Linked DNA regions of Homo sapiens: all the other regions are linked to region 1. A link is a contact called in ENCODE Hi-C or POLR2A ChIA-PET data. All regions are on one chromosome and are shown on one strand. Each heading gives the region's core, a stretch centred on a gene start or an enhancer-like site at or near the end of the contact. The rest is flanking DNA. Distances are from core to core; before and after follow the strand shown.

Region 1 (3,954 bases), core at 1,322-3,821:
GGAAATTGCCAAGATTTCACTTGGCCCTCTGACATCAAATCTCAATATTATATTACCAAATTAGAGATTCTAAAGAACCCTGAGTTCCTTTCACTGAAAGGAAGGAGTGGAAAAACCTTTCCAGATGATCCCTTTTGAGTCTTGGTGCGAGCTCAGGCCCTCCCTACACTGCCTCCGTGAAAGCTAACCGACCCTTGTTCCTAACCTAGCGCAGGTCAGCTGAGTGTCCATCGGGCACAGGAGCCCTGGGCTTGTCCGGGAGATAGCCAGACTCCTGCTATTTCCTGATGTCTGCATAGCTCAGCGTGTCCCTCACCATCTTTGCCGTTGGCCAGTAAGGAGAGCCCCAGGGGCCAGCACTGCACACTGAAACCCAACCTATTGCTCAATGGAATGCTTAAAAATTTCCTGAATCTGCCTTCCTGAGTTGATAAAATAGGAAACAATACACGTTCTGAGGGGGTACTGAAAGCAGAGTAAAGCCAGGAAGATCTTTTTTTTCTGTTATTCTATACAAATATTGCTTCCTCTGCTTGTTAGCAGCCCAGAGGAAATGCAGCCAGGGAGCCGTTTGCAGCTTTTCACCAGTGGCCGGTGTCTCTGTGTTACCAACCAAACGACGCTGCAAGACTAGTGACTAACGCACGTCTGCATGATTCAACTTCACTAAAATTCCCTCTGCTGCCAGTAAAGAAGCACTTGAAAACTCTTTAATTTGAAACTTGAGCTTGGTTAATGACTTGTTTTCTTCTCTTTCTCTTTAACTTCTCTCTTGCCATCTCCAACACACACACACACACACACACACACACACACACACACACACACACACTCTCTCTCTCTCTCTCTCTCTCTCTCTCTCTCTCTCATCAAGTTTTTTAATTTCAGGGACCCGGAAACATACAGCCCCGTGCATTCACAATAGCATTTGCTGTGATAAAGTGGCCGGCAAGCCCTCTGCATTCCCCTGCTCACTTAGCTGTATGAATAAATAATGAGTCACAGATACAATTTGGGTGCTCAAGAGAGTTTGTAGCCAGAAAATTAATTATTCTCCCATCCCAGCCCACTCCATCTCAGCTTTGCCAAACCATCAAGATACACTTTGCAGGCACTGGTCAGAGTGCGTGCCCCGACGCACACGGCAATGCCTTTGAGACATTTTATGTTATTATTTTTGTTTGTTTAAGCACAGCCCTCTTTTACCACGAAAGATACACAAGACGCACATGCACACACATACTCACACACTCACAGCTCAACCACAGCTTTGTCCATTTCAAGAGGCTGGTTTCAAAAATGGAGACAGGTTTTCCACCCTGGCTGTTCCTATTCATAAGCCTGTAATCTAACGACTTAAGCTGCGAGAATGCTTAACTCGGGAAACTTCTCTATTGCCCTTTTCCAGAGAGACCTCGGTATGCCACAATTTGCTTCCTTTCTCTCTTGAAAGATGCTGGTTGTCTCTTTGCATTGAGGCTACAAGGAAAAACACAGCACAGCCCCATGCTGATGATTTTAACCTAACCAAGTCTGTCAGTCTCCTGTACTCTCTGCCTTATAGAGACAGCTGCCTTGCCACTTTGGCCCTGAAGTCCCCAGGCTGGTGCAAGGCTATCTGAGAGCCTCCGCCTCCTGCCCCACACTGGCACCAGCCCTCCTGGCTGGCTCTGTGCATGTGCCTGCTAAGCCCCAGGGCAGGCTGCATTCTGGGCCACACAGCATGCCGAGTTAAGGATAACTCAGACACAGGCATTCCGGGCAAGGGACAGCAAAATAAAACCCAGGGAGCTTCGTGCAAGCTTCATAATCTCTAAGCCTTTAAACAAGACCAGCACAACTTACTCGCACTTGACAAAGTTCTCACGCACCGACTGAACACTCCAACAGCATAACTAAGTATTTATTAAAACATTTCTGAAGAGCTTCCATCTGATTAGTAAGTAATCCAATAGACTTGTAATCATATGCCTCAGTTTGAATTCCTCTCACAAACAAGACAGGGAACTGGCAGGCACCGAGGCATCTCTGCACCGAGGTGAAACAAGCTGCCATTTCATTACAGGCAAAGCTGAGCAAAAGTAGATATTACAAGACCAGCATGTACTCACCTCTCATGAAGCACTGTGGGTACGAAGGAAATGACTCAAATATGCTGTCTGAAGCCATCGCTTCCTCCTGAAAATGCACCCTCTTCTGAAGGCGGGGGACTCAATGATTTCTTTTACCTTCGGAGCGAAAACCAAGACAGGTCACTGTTTCAGCCTCACCCCTCTAGCCCTACATCTCTCTTTCTTCTCCCCTCTGCTGGATACCTCTGGGACTCCCCAAGCCCTATTAAAAAATGCACCTTTGTAAAAACAAATATTCAAATTGTTAAAGATTAAAAAAAAAAAAAAAGCCAGCGCCGCCTTGGCTGTGGGTTGGTGATGCTCACCACGCTGCGAAACCCTGTGGTTTGCATTCAGTGTGATTCGTCCTGCCTGCTGACCACTATGCTGGGTTCAGACTTCTGACACTGCCAGGCTACCCAACTTGTGGTTCTGTGGTTGTTTATGAGGCCCAAAGAAGTTTTCACACAACCCAAATTACAAATTTAACTGTTCCCCTTTCCACAGCCCATCTCAATTGGTTCTTGCCAATCATGTGACTTAAGTGATGTCAATTTTTTTTTTTCTTTTCTGAGCAATGCCCTTCCTTCCCTCCACCTGCCCTCCCCCAGGCTGTGCAAGAAAATAGCCGAGTAGACTTTGCAAGAGGGGGGGATGTAGAAAAAAGTGACTCAGTCACTTATTATATCTCAATGGTCTTTGCTGATTTAGTACAACTCGGCTCCTGTTGTTATTTGTGGTTTTTGGAACTACTGATTATTTTGATAAAGATTTCATTGCTGCTTATTCAATAGTAATTCAACGCTGGCATCAAGCCGCTGCTCCGACAGGATGTGGATCCCATCATTTAAAATGCTAGGCATCAGCTCCGGGAGAGTTAAGTCCTTGGTAACGTCTATCATGGCATAAGTGAAACTATAAAAGGGAAAAATAAATAAAAAGAAATGTTTTGGTGAGAGTCTGACCCCTACAACGGGCTGGCAACTCACAGGTATTTTAAAGCCTGGGAAAGGGAAAGAATTTTACTTTTGAAATAAAAGGACTGTTTTAATGAAACCAAAATTATGTGGTTTTATTCCCCCTAAATGGACAACTTTAGTATGTATCTCTTTCAGTAAAGAGATAAAATCATAGTACAGTCTTAACACACACACACACACACACACACACACACACACACACACAAATTAGGAAGCTAAAGGAAAACAAAGCAGAGAGAATTTCTGTATTTGGGACAAAGCAGTGGTTACTCTGCAGATGTTTATTTGTATTGTCACTTGGGAAAGCTCCCTGTATTGCCTTTCTCTAGTTCAATTCAAATCAATAGGCTAATTTACACCTGTAGGTAAAACTACACTTTGAGCACATGAGGATGCCACAATAGAAGGGGAACCAGGAGGAGACACTTCTCCTGGGGCTGACTAATGAATATTATATAGCGCGTCCTCTACCTTAGAAAGACATGCCTGTTTGAAGATGCTAAAAACAGGATAATTTTGTAAGTGGGCAAACCACTGTGGTCACACGTATTTCATTTTCCGGCCCCACTGGCTTTACCTGCTGACAACTAAAACGTCATTTTGTTTTGTAGTTCCAAGATGAAGAAAGGCTTATTTTCCTGATTTACTACCTTATTCATTTGGCTCTGCTCTGCCTACATCCGCCATAGCACTCTGCGCACGTGAAATTTCGACACATAGGGTCAAGAGAACCTGTGTGATGATGGGTTGTAAATGCCAGTCCTGGATTCTAAGCTGCAGTAGCCAGCACAGGCACTTCAGAAAGGCTGAACTCCCACAACACTCCCTCGGTTTTCCCTCATCCACTTAATTTCACACACACA
Region 2 (4,110 bases), core at 512-3,011, 280 kb after region 1:
GCATTTCTACCTGTCAAGATCCTATCCATTCACTGAGCGTCACAGGAGAATTGTAGTTTATTACATAGGGTCCTTGGCCTACTTGCTCATAGTAGGTCTAGCTGGGAAGAGAGACATAAACACAGACATTTGAATGCATACAGTGCTTTGGGGGCTGCTAAGGGGACAGAGCATAGGAGCCCTTAGCCTTTGTAGAGATGACATTTAAACAGCTTCTTGCTGGGCAGGAAAAAGTTGGCCATATAAAGAAGTTGGTGGAAGGGTATTGCAGATAAAGGGAACCACATCAGCAAAGGAAACTAAAAAGTGTTCATTAGAGAACATAGTATGCAGTCAAGACGGGCCCAAGCCATTATCAAGAACTTCCCACATAGCAAGAAGGCTTGGCACCACACTCTTTGCTTGGCCTACCTTGTTTGACTCACCTCATACCCTGTAAGGTGGATACTGTTAGCATCGAAGCTGTTTTACAGATGAAGACACTGAGACACAAAGAAATGGAGTAACAGCCAGGTTCACACAGATAGCAAGTTAAGTGTGGAGCCCAGCTTTGAACCCAGGAATCTGACTACAAAAACTGAACTCTACATAGCTATTCCTCTTCAGCTGAGAATGCAGTTACAGAAAAAGGCCAAGGTGCCTTCAAAGTTCTGTAGTTAGTGGGTTCCAGGTGTGGCTTTGCATCAGTTACTTGTGCCACGGACACTTTCTCGGTTTTAGTTTCTTCATCTATAGCCGTGTTTCCCAACAGGGAGTGATTGTACCCTGCCCCCCGCCCCGGGGCACATTTGGCAATATCAGGATACATTTTGGATGGATATAGTGGAGGTGGGGTGGGGGAGCGCTATACAACCAGTGGGCAGAAGCCAAGGATGCTGCTCAACATTGTGCAATGGATAGCAACAGGGCCCCCACCACAAAGAATGATCTGACCCCAGTATCAACAGCACTGAGGCTGAGAACATCTGCTTTATGGAGGAGGCTTAAGACCCACACATGCACCCCACATCACTGACTATTCTAAGTGTTCCAGGAGCTAACGTGCACAAAACTCCCGTGGCAGAAACTATTGGCTGAAACTGCAAAGTTCCCAGGGGGACTCGATCCTCTTGGGTGGATCTTCTTCGAGTTTACTTCAATGACAAGATCCACGTCCTCCATGAACCCCGTGTTTTCTTCAAATAAAGTCCTGCAGGCCCACGTGGCTGCCTGGGCTGCTGGCAGCAGCCTCTTAGCTCCCGCTGCACTGGGTTTTCTCTTGGAGGTTGCACCCCTTGCCGTGACTGTGTTTCATCTCGCCTGTTCCTGGCATTGCCTCTGACAGCTGGACTTACTGAGAGACCAGGCCCCAGATGAAAATTCTCAGCACGGCCCCACCATGCTCCCTGGCCCAACCCAGGCTGGAGTAAGACAGTCAGACATTTCTTCTCTGCTTAGTATTCATCTTTCTTTCCCCAGTTATCTGTATTTACTTTGAAAATCATTTCCTCTGTTTTACTCGGTTTGCCTTTGAGCCCAATTGCCTGCTCAGTTCCCTGTCCCTTCTGTTTATTTCTACTTCTCATTTTTCCCATTGATCAGATGCCCTGGAAATATAGCAGGAACAGTGTGTTCCCTGTAATATTTGGTTACACTTAATATTTCTCAGCAAAATGTAGCCTTGGAACACCAAGCGGTAAAAATCCAGGCCTGCTCTGCTTACACTGGACATCGGCTTCAGCACAGGCTCCGATTCATTTCGGATCTATTCCCTCCTTAAAGGGGAGTCACACCCAGCCTACAGCAGGAAGGTGCCTCAGCAGGCGAACTGCCAAGCATGTGCACAGAAAGCTGTTTCCTCAAATAAGTGCACGGCTATAACACAGTAGGTGCTTGACTGAATAAAGATACGGCACCCTGTGAAAGTGCCAGATGAATATGCTGTCGAATCCCACAACTCTTCCGTAAACACAGTTTTTCTAGATCAGCCTTTGCCATCAGGGCTACTAATCCTAATTTTCCCTGATGCCACTTTATGATTATGTGACTCAAACTGAGAACTAATGAAACTCTTTCGTGCCACAGTCGTCCTTACAGGCCCCTTTGGTGAGCGGATGAAAGCTATGCAACTTTTCTCCAGAACTGCCTTGCCTGCCTCACAGAATATTCTGAATGTTCTGGGCACTAATGTGGATGAAACTCATTACTTAGGAATGCATTTGCCAGAGACTATTGGCTTAAACCGCAGTCTCTGAGGGGACCCAGTCCTCCTGGGTGGCTCTTCTCTGTGTTTGCTTCAGTGATAGAATCCTCTTTCTACATGAACCCTGTGTTTTCTTTAGAATACAATATTTAGTTAACCCTCAGCAGGGTCCCACCCACGAAACCCATGGTTTCAAACTTAAGAACCAGTCTCTACCTTCTTGGTTTAGAAAATACCACTAGGAAATACCGTGAGTGAAGCATTGTTTAGTTACGGTAACAGAAATCAACAGCAACACAACAACACAAACTCTTACTCAAACCCATCAACAGTTCCCACCCAAAGTTTCTCTTTGGGCATAAAGATATATTTTCTTGTGTGGCTTTAAAAAGCCAGGAATATGTATATGACAAAGAAAGACACTGAAAAGCAAGAGATGAGGAAACAAATTGAAAACCAAGGTTTTTGAGGAAGCGTATCCTCACCTCTCACCTAACGGAACAGGGTTAATAAGTGGCCCATCAGCACTGAGAAAGTTATAGGGGCAGCTCTGAACTAAAGTCTCAAATATAGTATGATGTGAACGTGACCATACACGCCCCAGGTAGAGTTCTGGCAGCAACCCGCTAGACCACAGACCCCTCGCAACAACCAGATCTTTGTCTTGGTCCTGTTCTCTTCCACTAGGTTGAAGAGTATTCAGTTCTGTGTATCTGTATCACTACCCCTACCCCAGCCTTCTAAGGAGGTGGGACACTTCATCTGCTGAGCCAGCAACTAGACCTTCATCATGACGTGTGGGGAGGGGGCTGATGGAGCTCCCAAGTTTTGCTCAGAAAAAGGGAGTGGGTAAGGGATGAATGGGAGAGAGAACCACTCAAGGTGAAAAGAGTGGAGGATGGGAAACCTGCATACAGAGACAGGAGCAAGGGAAGCCATGGAGAGGATTTCTTAAATTAAAGCTCCCCTTTACTTGGGCTTCTAGAAGCCTCCATGTCATTTAAAGTGATTAGAACTGGAGAGAGAAAGACACAAAGTGGCCAGATAGTCAAAATGTCAAATTCTTTTGAACTATGCCGTTATCTGCAACTGAGATATTTTCACTTCTGTGCTGCTTGGAGGATGCAGATAAAATCCACCCACTTTATCTGGTAAGAGGTCCCAGTCCTCTTCATGGCTGAAAAGAATCAGCACCATACACACGTGTGGATTTCTCTTCCTTTCCTCTCCATCTGAGCAAGGCAGGAACTCATGGTTTAAGCAAGAGAAAGAAACAAAGTGAGAAATGAAGAATCATGGGCAGTGTGGGGCAGGTGTGGAGGGATGCAGTTTATACACAGAGAAGATTTGCAGACCCAGGACCCAGGGTCAAGGAAGAGCACGTCTTTCCCCAGCTCTTCTGCCTCTCCACTCACCATGGCAGGGGAGAGATTTTCCACAGAGACGAGCCCATAATGGAGGCAATAACCCTCTCCAGCGCAGGACTCTGCACCTCCAAGGCACCCTTTCTGATCATCTCAGAGGGAGAAAAGCCAAGCCCTTTTCTTTTCACATCCTCCTGTCTTTCATCCCCTCTGTGCCTTGATTTCAAAGCCTTTCTGAAACAAATGTGAAGTTGAAAGGATAGATTTCAATTATTTTATTTTGTAAAGGTTAAAAAGGTTCTTGTAAATGACTGATGCAAATACTGGAAACCCAGTTAAAACAACTGGATACCAGATGGCAAAGGAGAGTGGTTTACTGTAAAGTGTTATGGAGTAGGAGCTCATTTACAAGAAGCAATTACACAAACAGCCCTGAGCATCCAAGATCCCATAAAAGAGTGGCTGGGGTGAAAGTGCAGGATTGGCTGAGCACGTATGATTTCCACATCCCAATGTGAACTGTGCAATTGTTATCTTACCTGTTGCCCTTCCACTGGGCTACGA
Region 3 (4,194 bases), core at 198-2,697, 390 kb after region 1:
CCCTGGTTCCTTTCAATAAAAAAGGCATTTGGATACGAAAGCATGGATGCTTGGGAGCTCCTTGTTCTTGGGGGGGTTAATCATTGGTTCTAGACCTTTTCAGTGGACACATCCAGAAAACGTTTTTAAATAGAAATACATCAGGAGTTTATACCAATATTTACAATTCAAGTTAAGAGCTACAGATTTTTAAATGTAGTGTCTTTGATTTTCTATTTAATTATCTTAAGTCAAAAAACTTGATTTCTTATGACATAAATATAATTATTTTGTGCTTTTCCTGGTTAATGTAAGAAAAAAATTTTAAGAATCCATACCAACATATTATTAACAATATAACTACTGAAGCAATTTAATATTTTGTTGCAGTTCTTTTCGTCCTGAGGACATGTCCCACTGCAGATATACAACCAAATAGACAAGAGTGTAAATCACTTCAAATAATTCCTTTCTACATGGTTAATACTCCGACTGATTTATTTCATTTTGTTTTTGAATTAAGGGATTTTTTTTGTTTTATAATTTTGTCAAATATTTGTATATTTTCAAATGAACAAAACAAAGCAAATTCAGGAAAACCTCGTTTCCAAATCTGTTGCTTTCACTGTTTCCTCCCTCCTCTAATGATTCGCTTTTATTAATTTGTTGTTTCCTATCCTACTGTCATTGAATGTGTTAAATATTAAATACACACTCACTTTTCTTAGGCAAAAGGTAGCATAATACACATTCTAATTTTTGTCTTACTTTTTGCACTTAAGAATATATTCTAAAGATTACCCCTTGGCAGTATATAAGTTAGTCTTTCATCTCTTTTAGTAGCTACATAGTAGTTCATTGTGTAGATGTAGCATAGTTTATTCAATCAGTCCCCTCCTGATGAATATTTGGGCTACTGCCAGTCTCCTTCCACTGCCACCAGTGCCACAATAAATAGGCTTTTGCATTTTTTTTTTTCATATTTGGTAGTCTATCTTTGGGATAGATTCCTAGAAGTGGGATTGTTTGGTTAAAAGATAAATAGAGCTATCATGTTGCTGAAATCCCTGCCTAGTGGCTGTACCACTTTGCATTTCCACCAACAATACATAAGAATGTGTGTTTTCCCAAGAGAATATTTTCAAATTTCAAAGTATTCAATTAGAACACCCACCAAGAAAGATCTTTATTAGGAGAATCAAACTAAAGCTATTGATACTTAAAATACACCTAATAACAACAATTTTTAAAGCTTTTGACAGGTGCTTTTCATGAATATAGACCTAAGAATTTGACTTAGAAATAAGAGAGACGTTGTACTGAAAAGATAGAAGTAGAGAGAGGAGACCCAGTGGAAGAGTAGAAAAGTAGAGAGTCATTGGCTTAAAGAGTTGAAAAATAGATCCTTATCTCAGCCCTGCTGTGAGCTAGGTATGTAATCTACACGAAATTGCCTGCCACTCTGGGTTTCAGTTCCCTCTGATGCATAAGCAGGAGGTGAGGTTTCTTACCTCACCCTGCTGTCAGTTGCCTTCCAGATCTCTCATCTGTGTGCCTGCATGCAGAAGGCGAAAGGAATGCTACAGGAAGCCATCAGACCAGGGTGGGAAAAACTGGGGGAAGCCCCACTTCCACGTTAGACCAAAATCAAATCAGAACCCCAGACACTCCCAAGCTGGGTGTTGTTTGCAAAACATTGTTCTCCTGGGACCTGGGACCAAGGTTGGGCAGAGGGTGGAGTCTTCAACATTTACCAAGTTCCTGTTTTAGGCTGGGCATGCTGTAGCTGCCTGGCATTCGTCAACTTGCTTTTGTCCCTGTAATCTGTTTTGCAAATAAAGACACATGGTCTCAGAGAGATTAAGTGGTTTGTCCCAAATCACACAGCTGGCAGCAGAGCTGGGGTTAAAGTCTTCTTATTGCTTTGTACCTGTGAGCCCTACACTGCTGCAGAAATACTACAAAGAATCGGTTCTCTCCTAGACGACAGAGGCCATGTACTGAACACAATTAGTTAAACCCTGTGTAAAACTGGAGCCTTCTGGGCATGATAGAGAACTTCCAGCTGTCTTTGAACAAGACAGCTTTGTCCCAAGAAAGCTGTCAAATGACTCACTGCCTGATAAGGAATTAGAAAACCATAAAATAATCCTGTCAATCTATTCACTAAAAGCTAGAAGTTCATTTGTTACCAAATTCCTGGCCAAGCAAAAAGGTGTCAAAAGGGAAATTAACACTTAATTGATCCATAACTATGCAGAAAGCATTATGTTGGGTAATTTACAGATGCTACTTAATTTAATTTTCATAATATTCCAATAAAATAAGAGTCATCTTTCCATTTTACAGACGAAGCAACTGAAGTTCAGAGAGATAAACTAAATGCTGTAAGTTCTCGCATTTAGTAGTGGTGGGACTATAATTTTACCATGTTTCTTTGTGATTTCAAAGCCCACTCTCAATTCCCCAAGTTGTATTAAGCCAATGTGACAGGACCGAAGGAGCCCGGCAGTGGACACAGAGCAGGATTTGTTCTTCTCTGGTTTTCTCGGTAACCAGCTATGTGCACATCACATAAAGACTTCGGAGTTCAGTTAATTTTTGTCAACATCTCTTGTTCCCTTCAGGTCACAGCCCACATTCTTAGCATGGCCACTCTGCCCTATGGCCACCGTGGCCTATATGACCTCATCCCTGCCTACCCAATAGAAGTCACTCCCACCTACCACACTCCAGCTCCCCTGGACCCACTGAGCTCCTTCAGAGCATCACACCATCCCACCTTGGAGGCTTTGGTTACACTGCTCCTTCTGCCTAGCACTCAGTCCTCCTTCTCCCTCTCCCGCTCCATCCCTTGGGTAATTCTTACCTATCCTTCAAGGATGAGTTTAGCCATGTTTTCCTCAAAGAAGTTTCTGATCATTCAATCACATAAGATCACTCTGCTATTTGCCTCCCTAGTATCATAGCCTCCTTTCCCTTTTTTAAATAGCATTTGTTACTTTTAACATGGTTTCTTCATCGTATTTTCTATTTCAAAGTTCATCTTCCTTGTAAGCTCTATGATGGTGACAAACACACTATCTGTCTCATTCACTGATATTTCCCCAGAGTCACACACAGCACCTGGCTCCATAAACACATGCTCCCGACTCCGTCCCTCCTGCTTGCCCCTTCCTGTAGCCTGGACAGGAGACTTGGGATTCTTCCAGGAGAGATGCTCTAGAGTGGACAGACTTCATCTATCATTGGCATTTTTTAAAAGACTTGATTAGAAACCAAAGTAACAAGTATGATTAAATGATGGAAATGCTAGATGTTAAAAACCAAGGTTAGAACTCCAGGTTGTGTCTTGTGACCTCAGCTGCCCATGAGTTTGGCAAACTGCAAAACCACGCATAGGAAGGGTTATTGCCTCAACTGTTGTTTTGGATCAGTTTAGTCAGACATGCATATGGCAGAATTCTTTTTTTTTTTTTTTTTTTGAGATGGAGTCTCGCTTTGTTGCCCAGGCTGGAGTGCAGTAGTGTGATCTCAGCTCACTGCAACCTCTACCTCCAGGTTTCATGCGATTCTGCTACCTAAGCTCCCAAGCAGCTGAGACTGTAGGTGCATGCCACCATGTCCAGCTAATTTTTGTATTTTTAGTAGAGATGGGGTTTCACCATGTTGGCCAGGGTGGTCTCAAACTCCCGACCTCAAGTGATCCATCCACCTGGGCCTACCAAAGTACTGGGATTACAGGTGTAAGCCACTGCGCCCAGCCCAGAAATTTAACATCAGGTGTATGTCATCAATTATAAAGCCCTGAGTATGGAGAATTCATCTTTTGCAGAAGGTTCTCCTGTGGCCAATTTACTAGAAAAATACAAAGAAACCACACCAGGAACCAGGAGGTAACACTATCAGCAACATCTTTGCATTAAGACAATATCTCCATCTAAACACACTCATTTTTATTTTTACTTAACTATAATTTGCTTGATAAAAATGCAAAATAATCTTCCGTGGTAAATTATAAATACTTTCACTCAATATTACAATTAACCTATATTCCTGAACCCCAAACCATGGCACACTGTCTAAGTGCCTTGTACACACTATTTTGATAAATTCCCACAGTGACTTTAAGGATGGTACTGGTGTTTTCCTTGTAGACAGCCAGGAAAGGGAGGAAAAGAGAGATCGAATACTGGTCCCACACAGTATGGGCGG
Region 4 (3,950 bases), core at 827-3,326, 480 kb after region 1:
TTGACCAAGGGAAAGTTAGAAAGTTATATATGTGTGTGTGTGTGTGTGTGTGTGTGTGTGTGTGTTTTAAAGTTTTGCTACAACTGGACTACAGTCCAGAGGGGAGATATATATATATAATATATAATATATTATATATATCACACTATATACAGGACAGATGATATATAGAAGATATATTATATACACACACACACACACACACACACACTGGGGGTGTGTGTGTGTATGTGTGTGTATATGTTTTAAAGTTTTGCTACAACTGGACTACAGTCCAGAGGGGAGATATATAGATATAGATATATATATACACACACACACACACACACACACAAAACATATATCTATACACATACATATAACATATATATATATTATGTATATAAAGTGGTGCAATGGACTATATGTTTATGTCTTCCCAAAATTCATACATTGCCACGGAGAGGGGCTTCTGGGAAACCAGTCCTACTAAACCCTAAGGTAATAGTATTAGGAGGTGGGACCTCTGGGAGGTGATTAGGTCATGAGGGAGGAGACTTCAAGAATGGTATTGCTGCTTTTATAAAAGGGATCCCAGAGAGATTGTTTGCCCCTTCTACCCTGTGGGGGCACAGGGAGAAAACAGCCATCTCTTAGGACTGGGCCCTCAGCAGACACTAAATCTGCCAGTGCCTTGATCTTGGACTTCCCATCCTCCAAAACTGAGAGAAATAAATTTCTTTTGTGTGAAAGCCGCCCAGTCTATGGTATTTTCATTAGAGCAACCCAAACAGGACTGAGAGAAGTAGTATTGCTGGAACAGGGGAAACAATAATGGTAAAATATACAGGGTGGAGGGGCCCTGGTCTTTAGAGACATCATCTTCTTTCTTATCCTTGGGCAGAAGCAGCAGGAAACTAACAAGAACTTCCAGCAGCAGGTGCATGGTGAGCTCATCACTATTGCAGTCACATCAGGCTGCCATTCAGGATACCAAAGATGGGGCAGCTTACACACCAGGCATGACTTTCTCAGTTTTGGAGGCTGTAAGTCAAAAATCAAGGTGGCAGCCAATTCTGTTCCTGGTGAGAGTCCTCTTGCTGGTTTGCAGATGACTGGCTACTCTCTGAATCCTTACATAAGGAAGAGAGCAATCATCTCTCTCCTGTGTCTTCTCCTAAGAGTGCTAATCCCATTCATGAGGGCTCCACCCGCATGACCTATCACCCCCAAAACCCCATCTCCAAATACCATCACTTTAGGGATTAGGACTTCAACAGAGAAATTCAGGGAGGGGACCACAAACACTCAGTGCACATCAGTAACTCACAACTTCTCTCGTAGTTCCCTGTGGATGTGTGGAAGAATGGGTATCTGTCAAAAGTTAGACACACCAGGGGAAAGGAAAGCCTGGTGATTCTATAGAACCTTCCTTGTACTCCCGTCTCCAATTCAGGATCCAATGGCAGGAGAATGGGCAACAAAATGCCCTGAGAAGCTCATGAGGTCAGCACAGAAGATGCCATGAGTCTCCTGTGATGTTGGGAAAGGAATCTCTCTCAGTGGACACTGTGGGGAGGGAAGGAGGGTCTGGGAAACAATGCCTCTCTTGCCTTTTTAAATCTAAGAATTGCACATTCAGAGGGGAGTGGGAGTACAGTCATGTCATCATCTCCACATTTCATTTGATAAAGGATAGACGGTTTTGAGTCATAGACCTTTAAATATGCATGGGGTGGGGGTGGCATTAGATGAACCCTAGTCTCAAGTTGCTGGGTGAGATGAAGTCAAACAGTATCAAACCCTTTCATTCTCCTAAAAATGAGCCAAGACCATGAGCTGTAGGTAGGCATTTGCTCCAAAATGATATATTGCAGTTTTGCAACTTTCCTTTCTGTGGCTGCTGCTGTCCAAAATGCCACTTCCCTCTTAAGTTCTTCTATGCACAGTTAGAAAGATAAAATGCTAAGCAGTTGAAAAGGGTTGAAAAAGAAAGATGTAGGTTTAGGTCCGGAGCCTGGCGCACCCGCCCTAATTTGAGTCAGGGACCCTAGGCGCCTGCAGCTCCGGTTCGGGTTGAGTGCCTCCTGTCAGGATGTGAAGCTGCTGTCCCCCCCGGGGGCCTCCAGCACTGCTGAGGACTCAGCAGTCAGCCTCTCCTCCCACTTGGGCTCATTTACAGAGAGCATCTCCAGGAATCAGTCATGGGGAAAGGGGAAACGCGGAGTGACAACACAACACGTAGAAAGTTCTCTGCCGCCTTGGTCAGGCTTGTCAGCCTCACAGCCCATCCTGCTCCTGCGGGAGGAAAAGTGAGCAGAACTCAGCCCGGAGATGAGCCGCAGGCCGGCAGCCCCTGCCTCTGCCCTGCTTGTTGTGACTGCAATGCAAGGCTCTCTGTAGGTGCGGGGGATTCGGGTTAAATGGGTCTCCAGTGGTCCAGCGCTCCCAGCAAAGGCCGACCACAAGAATTAGCGGGCTAGTTATTTACCATAACCATATACAAAACCACAAGCATCAGCGTTCCCTCAAATACATCCGAGACGCTGTATATCTCTTTATTAAAGCCTGTCAGGGTTTGTTATTGCACAGCTTGGCCTTGAACCCCAACTAAACCAGGCTGCTTGAGCAAAGAACCAAGCAATGCAAGCATTCAGGCAGGACCATTATAACCCTGAGGCCAAAGGCAGAAGCAGGGAGAGGAGACGTCTTCCTCTCCTGCCTCTCTCCTTTCACTTTCACTTCGAATTGATTTTTAACTACATTCGAGCTCACGATGATAGATGGCTGTAAAATATTTTAATCATTCATAAATAAAGTATTTATCTTGTGTGAGTTATCCGGTCTCCTTCACTTTAATGAACACAGTATACATCACGCTAATCCATTACTATCAATCATAGGTTTCAAGGTAGGCAATGTAAAAACTTAGAATTGTTGTCATCCCTTCTAGGCCTTTGGACTAAGATCAGGTTTGGTTGCTATTCTTATCTGTTTGCTTAGTTTTACTTTGCCTCGTTCTCAGACCTATTTTTTTCAAAGCCATGATGTATGCATTCTAGCACATTGATGTCATTTTGAGTTCAAATGCCCCACTGGTTAAGAAAACAGCACAATGTGGAATTTTCAGCTTTCAAAAAGGTCTTTGCTACAAGACAACTCAGATAAAGAATTTAGCAATAGCCAAGATAGAGTGGTGGTGATTAAGTGATGTAATCAAAGGATTGCAATTCCCATTCTAAATAACTCTCTAACTTCAAATTTGACTATGGGGTGACCAACCTATCGGGGTGTATGTTGAACTTTCCTGGTTTGAGCACTGAAATTTGCATGTCCTGAGAACTCCGAGTCCCAGGCAAGCCAGCCTGGCTAGTCACCTAACTATGATAAATTCAGTCTTCGGCATAAGTACATACTGTTAAAACTTCATGTGTTAAGACACAAGAAGGCAACCATCAATCTATGGTGTGAACTAGATGGAGAAGCTCCCCACTGGTGGAACACAGGACAGTCTGTACAAAGGGCAAACTCTTGCTAGTTGACTTCTCCTGCCTGTCACCACCACCTCTAGATTTTGAGTAGTTGGAAGTGGTCTCTGCAGGTACTTCTGAAGCTACAGGAATCTCTGGGCCACGGGTGTCTTCTTCAGGGCTTTTTCCTCCCCTGGTAGCATTCATAGGCTTTTTCAAACACAGGGTCTTCCCTTTAAAGGACTAGCAAGATGAAAAGAGCAAGGCTGCCCTTAGGTATAGCTGCAAACTCCACAGAGAAGAGGACAACTCTGTTCTGTCACCACCGCCACCTGTCCTGCTTTGGCTAAAGCTAATGATGACTGGGGAAGGAAAGGTTCCCTATCTTGTGGCCCTGGAGCAGCCCTGGGACCATCTCTTTGCCTCTTAGGTCCACAAAGCCTCCTGAATTTAGTACAATGCTGGCCCCTGGGGTCCCCCTTTGAAGAGCAGGATAGTTGA
Region 5 (3,902 bases), core at 586-3,085, 380 kb before region 1:
GAGTGTCTTTAATTTGGTTCTTTGTAAACATTGAGCATTGAAGACGGTTTGTTATTAAGGACAAAGTTATGTATCTAACTAATCTCACATTTTTCTAAGCAGCGCAAATAAACCCAGAGCCCTTCAATGGTTCACAGGTCCACAATCCTTTTATACACATTCTGAAATCCTAAAAGGCTCTGAATACTGAAAGCTGTTTTGGGAACTCATCTAGAATCAGAACCAGAAAGGCTTGAACTCAGCTGGAGGTGAACCTAAACTGGGGGTGGGGGGCCTGAAGCTTGTATGATTTTACCATATCTCACCAAATGTGATGCCTGTCTTACTGCAGAAATATTAATGTGTTTGATCACAAAGTGATGTTCTGTGTTATGTAATATACAGTAAAATCACTCAATCATCTTTCTAACAATTCTGTTTTCTGAAACACATCCGGGCTCATGGGATTTGCATAAAGCACTGTAAACCTGTACTGTGTTTGCTGTTCCGGGCTGAACGTGCTGGCTTCATCTTTCTTTACAAGATAAGGGTGATGGCTGCTACCTTGCCCCGGTGAATGCAGCAGGATTCCTTTTCTAGGTGCCTAGAGCTTTTACGGCTCACGTGCATCTCTGGCTCACCTGTGTGAGTGTCATGCTTTGACTAGATGCCACTTTGTGGTGATGAAGCTTCTGGCCTGTACCTACCCAGACAGAGCACAGCCTTGGAGAAAGGTAGCATGAAGCTGAGTGTCTCTGGGCTCCTGTCCTGTCATCCATCAGTGATGAGCAATGGGAAGTAGAAGGAGACACATTATGTTCATGGCCAAAGGTGTGACCCCAAGCCACATCAAAGGCACACCCAGCTCTTTCAACGAAAACAACCTTCTGTGGGCATGAGGGGCTCATGTATCTTAGGCCAATATCAAAGCCATATAAAGCCTGATGAATCAAGTCAGTCTTGAGCTGGGATCCCCGTTCCACCACATTTACATAGTGCCACCTTGGGTAACCCAGTTTCTTGGTAACCCACTAGAAGTAGCCTGGCTTATAATAAACTTACGACATACTTTTCACCATAATAACTTCCTTTTTAAAGTAGGTATTGGGTCTGTGATCCTGGGAGAACCCTAACCCAGGGAATTCCATAGCTCCCCTCTTTCACATCTTGGATTTTCTTTTCTCCACCTCCAGATTCCCAAGCTCTTAACTTGGAGGCAGAAGCACTGGTGGTGAGTTTAGAAATCTAGGAGAATCAGCAAGATACACAGACTCTTACAGTCTTAAGAGACCCGGGAGATGAAGGTGTAACCTTTTTCCAGCGCAGGGCTCCCACGATCCTCCAGACAGGCCCGGAGAAGCGGACCCTCATGGACAACAGCGCCCATCTCTGGTCAGAGAAACTCGACTGGCTCCTTGTGCGTCTATATGAGGGGCCTCTGGAACCTCTCCGGGGGCCCTGCAGACATGGGAAGGCGGCCAGCGTAGCCTCCCCAGCTTCTTCTCTCAGGGATTTACACCCTTGCTCTTGGACATCAGGCACAATGTGGACATCTTCAGTTGGGTACCGGGGGAGCTTGATGCTTCACTCCTGGGGTAAGGTGGGGATTAGGTGTTTGGGTGTCGGGGTGTGTGTTTGGAGGGGGTGATTTAAGTGACTCTGGAACTTGAAGCCATTCTAGAGAACAACACCCAAGCGGCCAGGAGAACCAGAATCTTTTCATCAACATCCACAAGGGTCACGAGAAAGGCTGTCATTGGCCAAGCTCCTAGGCTACCCAAACAAAGGAGGGAGGAGGGGAAGACAAACCCCGCCCAAGCCCCAGGGGATGGAGTTGGCACCAAGGACTTCTGGTCAACCCCAGGACAGCGGACAGCGGGCCGGGCACTTCCAAAGGCGCAGGAGCGAAGCAGCCCTCTCCAGCCGTGCACTGCACCTCCGCGGCCCGCGGGCGAGATTGGGGTCCCGGTGGGAAGCAGACGCGCAATCGGGGAGAAGCTCCAGCAGTGGAGGAAGAGTCCAGGGAGTTTCAGCTGGGCAGAAGGGGCGCAGAGGCTTGGGGCCAAGCGGAGTTTGCCCTGCGGGTCCTGCGCAAGGCCCCAGTGCCCCGGCTAAACCTTTGCCGCAGGATCCCGGAGCCGGCGTCCTTCAAGGAGCACAGAGGGCCCCGTAGCACGCCCCTTGCCCAGCGCCACCGACCCTTAAGCAGCGTCAAGGAAGGAGTCCCGATCAAGGACAGGGATCTGCGGCCATGGCCGAGGCCGCGGAGCCGGAGGGGGTTGCCCCGGGTCCCCAGGGGCCGCCGGAGGTCCCCGCGCCTCTGGCTGAGAGACCCGGAGAGCCAGGAGCCGCGGGCGGGGAGGCAGAAGGGCCGGAGGGGAGCGAGGGCGCAGAGGAGGCGCCGAGGGGCGCCGCCGCTGTGAAGGAGGCAGGAGGCGGCGGGCCAGACAGGGGCCCGGAGGCCGAGGCGCGGGGCACGAGGGGGGCGCACGGCGAGACTGAGGCCGAGGAGGGAGCCCCGGAGGGTGCCGAGGTGCCCCAAGGAGGGGAGGAGACAAGCGGCGCGCAGCAGGTGGAGGGGGCGAGCCCGGGACGCGGCGCGCAGGGCGAGCCCCGCGGGGAGGCTCAGAGGGAGCCCGAGGACTCTGCGGCCCCCGAGAGGCAGGAGGAGGCGGAGCAGAGGCCTGAGGTCCCGGAAGGTAGCGCGTCCGGGGAGGCGGGGGACAGCGTAGACGCGGAGGGCCCGCTGGGGGACAACATAGAAGCGGAGGGCCCGGCGGGCGACAGCGTAGAGGCGGAGGGCCGGGTGGGGGACAGCGTAGACGCGGAAGGTCCGGCGGGGGACAGCGTAGACGCGGAGGGCCCGCTGGGGGACAACATACAAGCCGAGGGCCCGGCGGGGGACAGCGTAGACGCGGAGGGCCGGGTGGGGGACAGCGTAGACGCGGAAGGTCCGGCGGGGGACAGCGTAGACGCGGAGGGCCGGGTGGGGGACAGCGTAGAGGCGGGGGACCCGGCGGGGGACGGCGTAGAAGCGGGGGTCCCGGCGGGGGACAGCGTAGAAGCCGAAGGCCCGGCGGGGGACAGCATGGACGCCGAGGGTCCGGCAGGAAGGGCGCGCCGGGTCTCGGGTGAGCCGCAGCAATCGGGGGACGGCAGCCTCTCGCCCCAGGCCGAGGCAATTGAGGTCGCAGCCGGGGAGAGTGCGGGGCGCAGCCCCGGTGAGCTCGCCTGGGACGCAGCGGAGGAGGCGGAGGTCCCGGGGGTAAAGGGGTCCGAAGAAGCGGCCCCCGGGGACGCAAGGGCAGACGCTGGCGAGGACAGGGTAGGGGATGGGCCACAGCAGGAGCCGGGGGAGGACGAAGAGAGACGAGAGCGGAGCCCGGAGGGGCCAAGGGAGGAGGAAGCAGCGGGGGGCGAAGAGGAATCCCCCGACAGCAGCCCACATGGGGAGGCCTCCAGGGGCGCCGCGGAGCCTGAGGCCCAGCTCAGCAACCACCTGGCCGAGGAGGGCCCCGCCGAGGGTAGCGGCGAGGCCGCGCGCGTGAACGGCCGCCGGGAGGACGGAGAGGCGTCCGAGCCCCGGGCCCTGGGGCAGGAGCACGACATCACCCTCTTCGTCAAGGTAAAGCTCGCTTCCCTCAATTCTTAGGACGACCCCCTTCCATTCGAGGTCTTGGTCATCTCAGATCCCAGAGGGACGCGCAGGGAGGAACCCTTGGTGGTATCCTGATTGTCATCAGGCGCTTCCATGCGCGGGCGGTAGGCGGGACAGCCGGGATTTCCCGGAGAAGAGTTTCCAGGGCATTTGCGGGAGGACTCAATGGTTTGGAAGCAAAGACTTTGGGGGTGGGGGCGACGGGGAGTGCGATGGGGGCCAATGAGGATGTGGGGTTGTGGGTTCAGCATCCCACTGTCCTTTG
Region 6 (4,128 bases), core at 677-3,176, 500 kb before region 1:
TCTTTATAAGCAGGATATGGCAGGGCTGGAGTCGGAGATGGAGACAGGATGATGGAAGCAGAGATTCGAGTGATATGGGGCCATGAGCCAAGGAAAGTGGGAGTCTTTGGAACCTGGGAAAAGGCAACGAAACGGATTTTGCCCTAGAAGTAACGCAGCCAGGCTGACACCTGATTTTAGCCCATTGAGACTGATTTTGGAGTTTGATCTCCAGAACTGTACAGTCATAAATCTGTGCTGTTTTCAGCCACTAAAATTGTTTGGTAATCTGTTACATCAGCAACAGGAAGCAAATACAAATTTAAGACTGGAGAAAGGTAGCTTTATAGAACATCCAGCAGCTAGAATGTTCAAAGGAAGTTGGGCTTTGGAATCAATAAACTGCTGTCCTTTTATTTCTTCTTCTCCTGACTTAGGCTTCGAGGGATGACATTTTCTTTTTAATCCTAGCATGTGAAGTGGCCAAAGCTCAGGCTTGGGTGTCAGATGGGCCTGGGCAGGAACCCTGGCTGCAGTCCTTACTTGCTGGGGGTCCTCAGTCAACTGGTGGTGCTGGCCAAGATGACCACAGTGGCACTGACAGCCAGAGTCAGTTGCCTGCTAGCCATTCGGAGTGGTCAGTGCCCACGAGGTACCAGTTACTATGTGCTATGAATATTATCTCTAGACTGAATCCTATGAACTTCAGTTTCCTCATTTGCAATTTGGGAACAATCTAAGTCAAAGGTTGTTGTAGAATGTGCATAGGTAGGTGCTTTTCAGACTGTGGCTGCCACAGCAGCAGTAGCTGCCTTACTTGGCAACTTGCCAGAATTCTTGCCCTACCTATTGTGGTAGGCTGAATTCTCAAATGGCCCCCTGGTGGACAAGCTTTGCATGATCCCGGGACTCTGTGATGGATTCTGTTTCCACAGTTAGGTTATATTACCCTGGGAGATTATGTGGGGTGAACACTTAAAAGGGACCGGGTTCTTTCTGAAGTCGGAGAAAGGATGGGAGAGACATTCTCTGTTGCTGATTCTGAAGATGGAGGGGGCCATGTGGCAAGGACTGAGAGTGGCCTCAAGGAGCTAGAGTGGCCACGGGGATCTGAATGTGCTTAGAAGCAGATTCTCCGCAAGAGTCTCCAGACAGGAACGCAGCCCAGGAGAGAACCGGTTCCAGCCTTGTTAACCTTGAGCAGAGAACCCTGTTGTGCACATGGTGATTTCTGACCTACAGACCTGTCAACTAAGAAATGGGCATTGTAAGCCACTAGATTTGTAGTAATTTGTCACACAGCAATAGAAAACTAATATATATTTACTGAATCAGAAACTCTGCTGGTTTTTGTTTGTTTGTTTGAGACAGGGTCTCACTGTGTCACCCAGGCTGGTCTCAACGAGCCTTTGCTGAATCTCTTCCTTGTCAGAGGAGACTGCTGGTCCCCAAGATAGAAAGTAAAGGAGACCCAGCCCTGCTGTCAGGAAGCACCCGCCTCGGGTTGGAGTAAAAGTCACACATGGGACGGGGCTGTAAGTCTCAGCAAACAGCAGTGCGAGGGACGCACGTGGAAGAGGGGTAGTGAGGGCACCTTGTGGGCAGGAGAGCCTTTTAAAGACTGTATGACGTGAACTCCAAGATCTATCCTTGAAGGCCAGGGAGTGGTTGAAAGATGGAGCCCTCTGATTTCTGACTTCACTTCTGCAAAGCCTACTGTGTCATTTACTCCTCACCATCAGTGGAGCGAGAGCCTCTGGGACCACGTCTCCCGAGTCCCATGCCTGCCATCATGGTGCGGGCTGGACCAGCCTTCTTAGTGGGATATGTTCCCCATAGAAAGTAAACCAAGAGGCAAAAGCAAAGCAAAGCTACGAAAGCAGGCTCAGTGCCCCCGCCCCTTGTTTCAGTGTCACCTCAAGTTTGCTTCTTGCTCTCAGAGGGAGATCACAGCATTGCACAACGGGCAGTGTTGACTATTTGCTGGCCCTTGTCACCCACCCTTCCAAAACTCGGGCAGAGGACAATCTGAACACCAGTGTGACAGTTTCTAACAAAAGGCTTTGCTAGTACAGTGCCTGAGTGTGGGTGTCCACTGAAAACTAATTTCAGCCCTGACTAAGAAAGGCATCTCAGAAATGAGGAAGTGTATTTTGGGCTCCTGTGGTTTCTGATGAAAAATGCTGCAATGTGGGGCATGGGTGAAAGGGAAACACTGAGAAAATAGATGTGACCCCCAGTATGCTTCCTTGAAGAAGTGGGGGGCTGGCCAGGCCAGGCACAAAGATCCTTTGTGTTCCCTGAGCCTGTGACTTCTCCCGCTGTTTCTCAGCAGTTACACTAACGACATTGTGGAGGAAACAGCTTCTCCTTGCATGGCCCTGCCCCTTGCACTCTAGACTGTTTAGCCTCCCTGCTGGTCAGTCCCCTCTCCCTACAAATGCCAGCAGCTTTCCCCCAGTCCTTGCTGCAACCACAAAGTCTCGCAAGGATTTTCAAATGCCACTGGGAGGATAGCGGTGCCACCCATGGAGAATAATGACCCCAGGCCCTAAAATGAAACAGGTTGCTCTAACATTCGAAGAATAGCCCCAGCACACCAAATGCATTCACTTAATTTCTTGTTCAACAGAAAAGAATGACCTCTTTTAATACAGAGCTGCTTTGAAACATGTCATTTCAAACAGGTCCTAAGAAGATCCTGATATTTGTCTGTATCTTAACTGGATCTCTGTGGGTTGAAAAACGCTCATAGAAATGTTGAAGGACATCAGTCAATCTTTAATAAGATGAGATTTCTCAGAGATACAACATGCTGTTTGACCATCTGAAGGATGCTAAAAGAAAGTGATTTACTGAAATAAAATAGATAACAAACATTTCAGTGACTTAGAAAATGGCGAGAAATCACGTCAGGCAAGTTTATATTTTTGTGTTAAAAAATCCCCACCTAACAACACTCTCTTCCTTACATTTCTTCCCAGCAGGCCAAGAACTTACTAAACTCTGGCTCTAGAAGAAAATGACATTAAAATGCTGACTTTACAGGTATATAGTCTAGCATTTGTTGGCAGTTACTTATTAGTTTTTTTTTTTTTTTAGAAATGTAAAAACTATTTTCTTTGTTTCAAACGAATAGGCTCTAACTTAAAATAATTTACTTGTACAATTAAATTGTCTGAAAAACCCCAACAATGCTGTTAACACGTTGTTAACAGGTACACAACTCCCCTCTATTTTAGGAGCTGACGCAAAGAAGACAGCACAAACATGAACAAGAAAACAATCGCTGTCGCTTAAAAGCAACACCGTCTTAGCAGTTTAAAGACAGACACTGCATGCTCACATACTAACAATAATTATGAGTCTCCAACTCAGAGGGTAGAAGTCAGAAGACGCAAACAACATCCACCGTACCAGGAACTGAAGAATAGGAGGAAGCAGGTTTAGAATAGCAATGGGTTTTTCCCTGAGATGTACATTTTACAAGAAGCATTCAATTCCATTTTAGATATGGAAAAAGAGCGTGTTTTTCCCATTAAAAGGGGGAAACAGGAAAAGTATAAGTAGCTTGACCCATTATTATGTCCTACCTGGAAAAAAGTTTTTTTAAGTGGAGAAAATGATTAGTCATGAGTGCATGACTTATTAAAAATGACTTTCTGGGTAACAGAGACCAGATAATACCTACGTGAATAAATCTCTCCCCAAACCCTAGTTTGGGGCCCACACTTTTGCAAGGTCTCCAGTGAGTAAGACAGTAAATTCTGTGGCTGGCGTTTTCTTTGGAACACAAAGGGTCGCAAACAAACTCCTACTCAGCTGCAGCCACTACCCCTGCCAAAATTGAGTAGCTGAGGATTCAGCGAAGGGTTCGGGTTCCACGTCACCCAGGTGCTACAGGAGCCTGAGCCCAGGAGCGGGGACTGTCCCACATGCCAAGAGAATAGGGCATATCCAGGAGTCCAGGCCCATCACAGCAGCCAGGTTTTTACCTAGGTCTACTACTCTTTCCACATCACAGCTTCCCCTCACCTTTCTCCCCCTCCCTCACCTGCTCACTGCCATGTATGGGAATGCACCCCAGGAAACACACAATTTTGAAAAACATCGTCCCAAGAGAAAAAGGCTGTCATGAAGAGGCCAGGC
Region 7 (3,974 bases), core at 319-2,818, 410 kb before region 1:
GCCTTTGCATTCCAGCCTGGGCAACAACGAGAGACCCTGTTTCAAAACCAAAAGGGAGAATGGATTACCACAGGGGCTCGACATGATCAAGTCAGTTTAGTAGGAACGACATGTGAGGCATGGCCCGGTCACAGGCATGAAGGTTCAGAATATAGCCTGGAGTACACATGTATCCCTCTGGGCCAGGCAGAGGCTTCACATCTTGGTGAAAGGCCTGGTCGCACTTTCTCTGGGTTTCAGATGGACTGTTAATGCAAAGTTGTTTTTGTGTTTTTGCAAATCCCAGGAGCTGGTGGATGGGGATGGTGTGACCCTGTTGGAACCTGCTGGCTGGCAGCCCTCCTTCAGAGAGACACCGTTTGGAAATTACCAGAGGCCTAGAGCACCAACCCCTCCCCAGACCTTGGAAGAATTCACCATGATCCCCTGGTAGGTTCAAGTCCACAGAGGATGGATTCTGAAGGGGAACATGCAAACCCATCAGCACCAACCCAGAGCTGTTGTAATAAGTCATCACTCCTGGGGCAGGGAGACTTGACTCTTCCCCTGATGATTAGGAGTTTTGTTGTCTTTTGATGTTCCCAGGCCAGATGCCACAGTTAAATTAGCAAAAGAACTCAAATAACCCTGAATAGAAGAAAGAGGAGACTCTCGTTATGATGCACCAATGATTGGTAAAGGTGACTTCCCACAGTGCTGTTTTGTTACAGGGCAATTTGCCAGGGTTGTTGAGGCCACCATGTTACTCCCAGCACTACAGTGAGATATATATATGTACTTACTGGAAGATCTGCAATAGTGTAAGATGTACTATTGCCTCTTTGAGCTTTTGGACAGATGTGTGGCTTTAAGAACTGTTGTGCACCCTGCGCCAGACAGCCAACTCATCGGAGACCCCGAGGAAACAGTCAGTCAATTGGTAAAGGTGACCATACATATCCTTATTCCCATGGGAATTCAGGTGCTTGGTTTATCAGAGTAGATTGTCACTAAAAATGTCCAAACTCTCTGATCATCTTTTTTTTTCACCCTCACCACCCCCATGTTGATTTCAGACTTCTAGTCTCTGGAACTGCAAGATAATAAATTTCTGTTTTTTAAAAAAATTGTGGCAAAATATATATAATATTTATCATTTTAACCATTTGTAAGCATCCAATCCGGTGGCATTAAATACATTCCCAGTGTTGTGTAACCATCATCACTATCTGTACCTAAAATATTTTCCCCCATTGTTAACTCTGTACTCATTAAACAACAGCTCTGCCTCTCCACCCCGCCAACCCCTGCCCCTAGTAACTTCTATTCTACTTTCTATCTCTATGAATTTGACTATTCTAGGTCCCTCATATAAGTGCAGTTACAAGACATTTGTCTTTCTGTGCCTGGCTTATTTCACTTAGCACAATATTTTCAAAGCTCATCCATGCTGCAGCATGTATCAGAATTTCATTCCTCTTGATGGCTAAACAATGTTCCATCGCATGTGCATACTACATTTTGTTATCCATTTAACTGTTAATGGACACTGGGGTTGTTTTTACCTTTTGGCTATCGTGAATAATGTTGTCACAGACGTTGGTGTGAAAATACTGGTTTGAGTTTCACTTTCAGTTCTTTTGGATATATACTCAGAATTAGAGTTGCTGAGTCATAGGATAATTCTATGTTTAATTTTTTGACGAACCACCAAACTTTTCTACAGCAGTTGCACTGTTTAATATTCTATTTTATTTTTCTTTTCTTAAGCAAAAAAGGGAATATGTTGGGCTCATGTAACAGAAAAGTTTGGGGTGGAACCAATATAGCTTGCTTCAGGAGTCTCTTAATCTCTCTGATCTCTCTCCATCTCGTCCCTGCCCCCTCCCACTGCATGCCTTTCTCAGGCTCCACGTGGTGACGAGATGGTTGCAGCAGCTCACACAACCTGTTCTATTCAAGTTCATGTCCATTGACTCTGTGAGATCATTGGAGAAACTTTAGGGTTCTGGCTTACTAGAAGGGTGACTAGATTCTGGATGGCAAAGAGGACAGTTGTCCCCTACACCTTTCCCACTCCTTTAAATTTCCCCCACCTCAGGACAGCTTCAGCCTCTCCAGCCCAGCTCCATGTCCATAAACCTTCTGGTGTTCAGGAACTCAACTTCTCCATCACTTTTAATTCTTCCTTCTTGCTTGAACTGCACATCCAATCAGTTCCACTGCCCTGCCAATTCTTGCTTTGAAAATAGTTTTTCCTCTGAGTCACTTCCATGGAAAGCATTCATGATTCAGGTCCGCGTAAAGTGGTTACTACAAGTGCCTCAGATGCTGGCAGTGATAATGCATCCTGGGAGGTCTACACTGGTAAAATCGTCACCTAACAGGGGGACGGGCTGTCTGTAGAAGTCTCTAAGATGGGTTGGTCCCTTTGAGGCTGGAAATTAAAAAAAAATAAAATTTAAAAAAAAGTTTTCCTGTATTAGGCTGACTTGTCCCAGAGGCAGCAACAGGCACAGCCCAGACCCAGGAAAGGTCCTAATAATGTTATCTAATGTGCTCTGAAGACTCTCCCAGCACTCCCTCAACATAGAAAAAAAAATTTCCTTTGTTTTATGAAATGAGTTTGTAGGTTCCTCTTCTCTGTAACTAGTGACTTCAAGTATTCTGTTTTCTCTAAGAAGTACAACAAAGGTCATAAGAAGCTTGAGTAGGCCCAAACTACAGCTGCCTGGGCACCATAGTAAAGGTTATAGGATAAGCCCATGCCCAGGCAAAACTAGATAACGGACATCTGGGTTGCTTGGCAACGGTCATGTGCAATCCTGTCTTTGTCCTGCCTCAGTATCCCTGCTTTCATGCCACTGTAAGCTTACTTCAAGCTAGCCCACCCCCTTTTGTAAAGTGTGTATAAAAGTCAGGTGCTGTCTTTGTTCTGGGCCCAGTCTTTTGGACGTTGAGTCAGCTGGGCCCGAGTACACTCAGTAAAAACTCTCCTGTTTCAACCTGAGGTCTCTCTCGTCCTCCTGAATCCTGCACCACCTTCTCCAGATTAATGTAAGCTTGGTCTTAGGAAGTCTCAGTGGACCTACTGAACTTAGGAGAAACCTGTGGCTTAGGCAATATTTAGAACAGCTGAAGAAAGATCAAGGGAACAGCATGGAGTCTAGAATTTTTTTAAAAAGGGAGAAGGTCAGAAAGTGTTGGACACAGCATCTCAGCACCCAGGGCCATTGAGGCTGGCACTGTGTTTTCTGACTTCTCTCATAATCGATGATAAATGCCTCTTTGTACCCCTAGTCCATGTTTTCCAAGAAACCTACTGATTATGAATTGACTTCCCAGATACCTGGATGGCAGAAAAGCAGTGCCTTGGGTGGTAGCCTAGAGTGCCCCGGGATCTGTTACAAAAGTCCATTGCTCAGATCATTAGTAGAGAGGAAAAGGCACCTTGAAGGGCTTGAGAGCAGGTGCAGGGCTCACAGTAAAGCATGGTCCCCACCCACAAGGCAAAGCTTCAGGATGTGAACCCAGACTCATCAGTCACCCACCTGCTGCCTAGTCATGTGTGATGCCTTTGGGGCAGGCTTCCTTCCCTTAATGTGCAGATTCAAGTCCCCACCTGCCTTTGGTCATGTTGTGATTCCTCACAATGTCCAAAGGTCTCAAATCTTTGGCTTGAATGGGCTCACTTCAAAGACCTACAGAGCTGAGCTTGGTATTGAAGCCACAGAATCAAAAGTTTTTGTATCTCAGTTGCAAGACCTGTGAGGCAGAGGTGGTCACTAGAGCCACAGCACGCTAGTGGAACACCAGCCCTGGGACTTTCTCTGTTCTCGCTCACTCCCTCACTTTTCACTTTCTTTAGCCATGGCTGGCTGACAGTGCGTGCAACTTCCAGTCCCTAGGGAACCAAGAAGGAGTGCTCAAACCTACAGCCTCCTGGGTTGGTTCCCAGCTAGGAGAGAGCACCAGCGGCAAGTCCTGCCTGGCTC

What was found. A loop is a pair of places that touch in the nucleus more often than their neighbours do. ChIA-PET counts read pairs that join two places held with the same protein, here RNA polymerase II (POLR2A). Pooled maps may share reads with other maps.
Region 2: a loop to region 1 is called in a map of sigmoid colon, with 6 times the contacts of the local background. The contact joins the enhancer-like site here to the promoter of RUNX1 in region 1. A Hi-C loop is called at or near these places in 3 of 168 maps with a recorded cell type or tissue (prostate gland, sigmoid colon and transverse colon), 1 of 37 single-sample maps with no recorded cell type and 5 of 50 pooled maps. POLR2A ChIA-PET finds 5 or more read pairs at or near these places in 3 of 52 experiments (IMR-90, T-cell and activated B cell).
Region 3: a loop to region 1 is called in a pooled map, with 2.5 times the contacts of the local background. The contact joins the enhancer-like site here to the promoter of RUNX1 in region 1. A Hi-C loop is called at or near these places in 5 of 50 pooled maps. POLR2A ChIA-PET finds 5 or more read pairs at or near these places in 2 of 52 experiments (PC-9 and Panc1).
Region 4: a loop to region 1 is called in a map of naive thymus-derived CD4-positive, alpha-beta T cell, with 4 times the contacts of the local background. The contact joins the enhancer-like site here to the promoter of RUNX1 in region 1. A Hi-C loop is called at or near these places in 2 of 168 maps with a recorded cell type or tissue (PC-3 and naive thymus-derived CD4-positive, alpha-beta T cell), 7 of 37 single-sample maps with no recorded cell type and 11 of 50 pooled maps. POLR2A ChIA-PET finds 5 or more read pairs at or near these places in 2 of 52 experiments (PC-3 and naive thymus-derived CD4-positive, alpha-beta T cell).
Region 5: a loop to region 1 is called in a map with no recorded cell type, with 3 times the contacts of the local background. The contact joins the promoter of CLIC6 here to the promoter of RUNX1 in region 1. A Hi-C loop is called at or near these places in 3 of 37 single-sample maps with no recorded cell type and 2 of 50 pooled maps.
Region 6: a loop to region 1 is called in a pooled map, with 5 times the contacts of the local background. The contact joins the enhancer-like site here to the promoter of RUNX1 in region 1. A Hi-C loop is called at or near these places in 3 of 37 single-sample maps with no recorded cell type and 4 of 50 pooled maps.
Region 7: a loop to region 1 is called in a map with no recorded cell type, with 16 times the contacts of the local background. The contact joins the enhancer-like site here to the promoter of RUNX1 in region 1. A Hi-C loop is called at or near these places in 9 of 37 single-sample maps with no recorded cell type and 5 of 50 pooled maps.

Annotation. Positions count from the first base shown.
Region 1 is chr21:35,046,731-35,050,684 of GRCh38, forward strand. It overlaps RUNX1 (RUNX family transcription factor 1), which reads right to left and starts at 2,572. Exons shown (of 9, transcript NM_001754.5): 1 at 2,438-2,572; 2 at 2,112-2,228. The coding sequence starts at 2,169. RefSeq lists enhancers at 530-589, 1,795-1,934, 2,295-2,414.
Region 2 is chr21:35,322,845-35,326,954 of GRCh38, forward strand. No RefSeq gene overlaps it. Among named protein-coding and RNA genes, the nearest start is that of RUNX1, 280 kb to the left of the region's middle. Within about 2 kb of position 1,762, at least 13 of the 41 ENCODE cell types and tissues checked have a DNase peak (open chromatin) inside an H3K27ac peak, as active enhancers do; they include prostate gland, sigmoid colon and transverse colon, where a contact is called at or near this core.
Region 3 is chr21:35,437,269-35,441,462 of GRCh38, forward strand. All of the region lies in intron 2 of LOC100506403 (a long non-coding RNA gene), which reads right to left. Among named protein-coding and RNA genes, the nearest start is that of MIR802, 280 kb to the right of the region's middle. Within about 2 kb of position 1,448, at least 2 of the 41 ENCODE cell types and tissues checked have a DNase peak (open chromatin) inside an H3K27ac peak, as active enhancers do.
Region 4 is chr21:35,526,640-35,530,589 of GRCh38, forward strand. The region is part of intron 1 of LOC100506403 (a long non-coding RNA gene); the gene reads right to left. Among named protein-coding and RNA genes, the nearest start is that of MIR802, 190 kb to the right of the region's middle. RefSeq lists enhancers at 1,693-1,812, 1,873-1,922, 1,943-2,122. Within about 2 kb of position 2,077, at least 14 of the 41 ENCODE cell types and tissues checked have a DNase peak (open chromatin) inside an H3K27ac peak, as active enhancers do.
Region 5 is chr21:34,667,159-34,671,060 of GRCh38, forward strand. It overlaps CLIC6 (chloride intracellular channel 6), which reads left to right and starts at 1,836. Exons shown (of 6, transcript NM_053277.3): 1 at 1,836-3,604. The coding sequence starts at 2,231. RefSeq lists silencers at 2,129-2,568, 3,469-3,548.
Region 6 is chr21:34,543,310-34,547,437 of GRCh38, forward strand. All of the region lies in intron 1 of RCAN1 (regulator of calcineurin 1), which reads right to left. Among named protein-coding and RNA genes, the nearest start is that of KCNE1, 33 kb to the left of the region's middle. RefSeq lists an enhancer at 357-4,055 and a silencer at 728-877. Within about 2 kb of position 1,927, at least 24 of the 41 ENCODE cell types and tissues checked have a DNase peak (open chromatin) inside an H3K27ac peak, as active enhancers do.
Region 7 is chr21:34,638,788-34,642,761 of GRCh38, forward strand. No RefSeq gene overlaps it. Among named protein-coding and RNA genes, the nearest start is that of RCAN1, 26 kb to the left of the region's middle. RefSeq lists enhancers at 1,472-1,671, 1,702-1,811, 3,540-3,589, 3,600-3,649, 3,910-3,974. Within about 2 kb of position 1,569, at least 2 of the 41 ENCODE cell types and tissues checked have a DNase peak (open chromatin) inside an H3K27ac peak, as active enhancers do.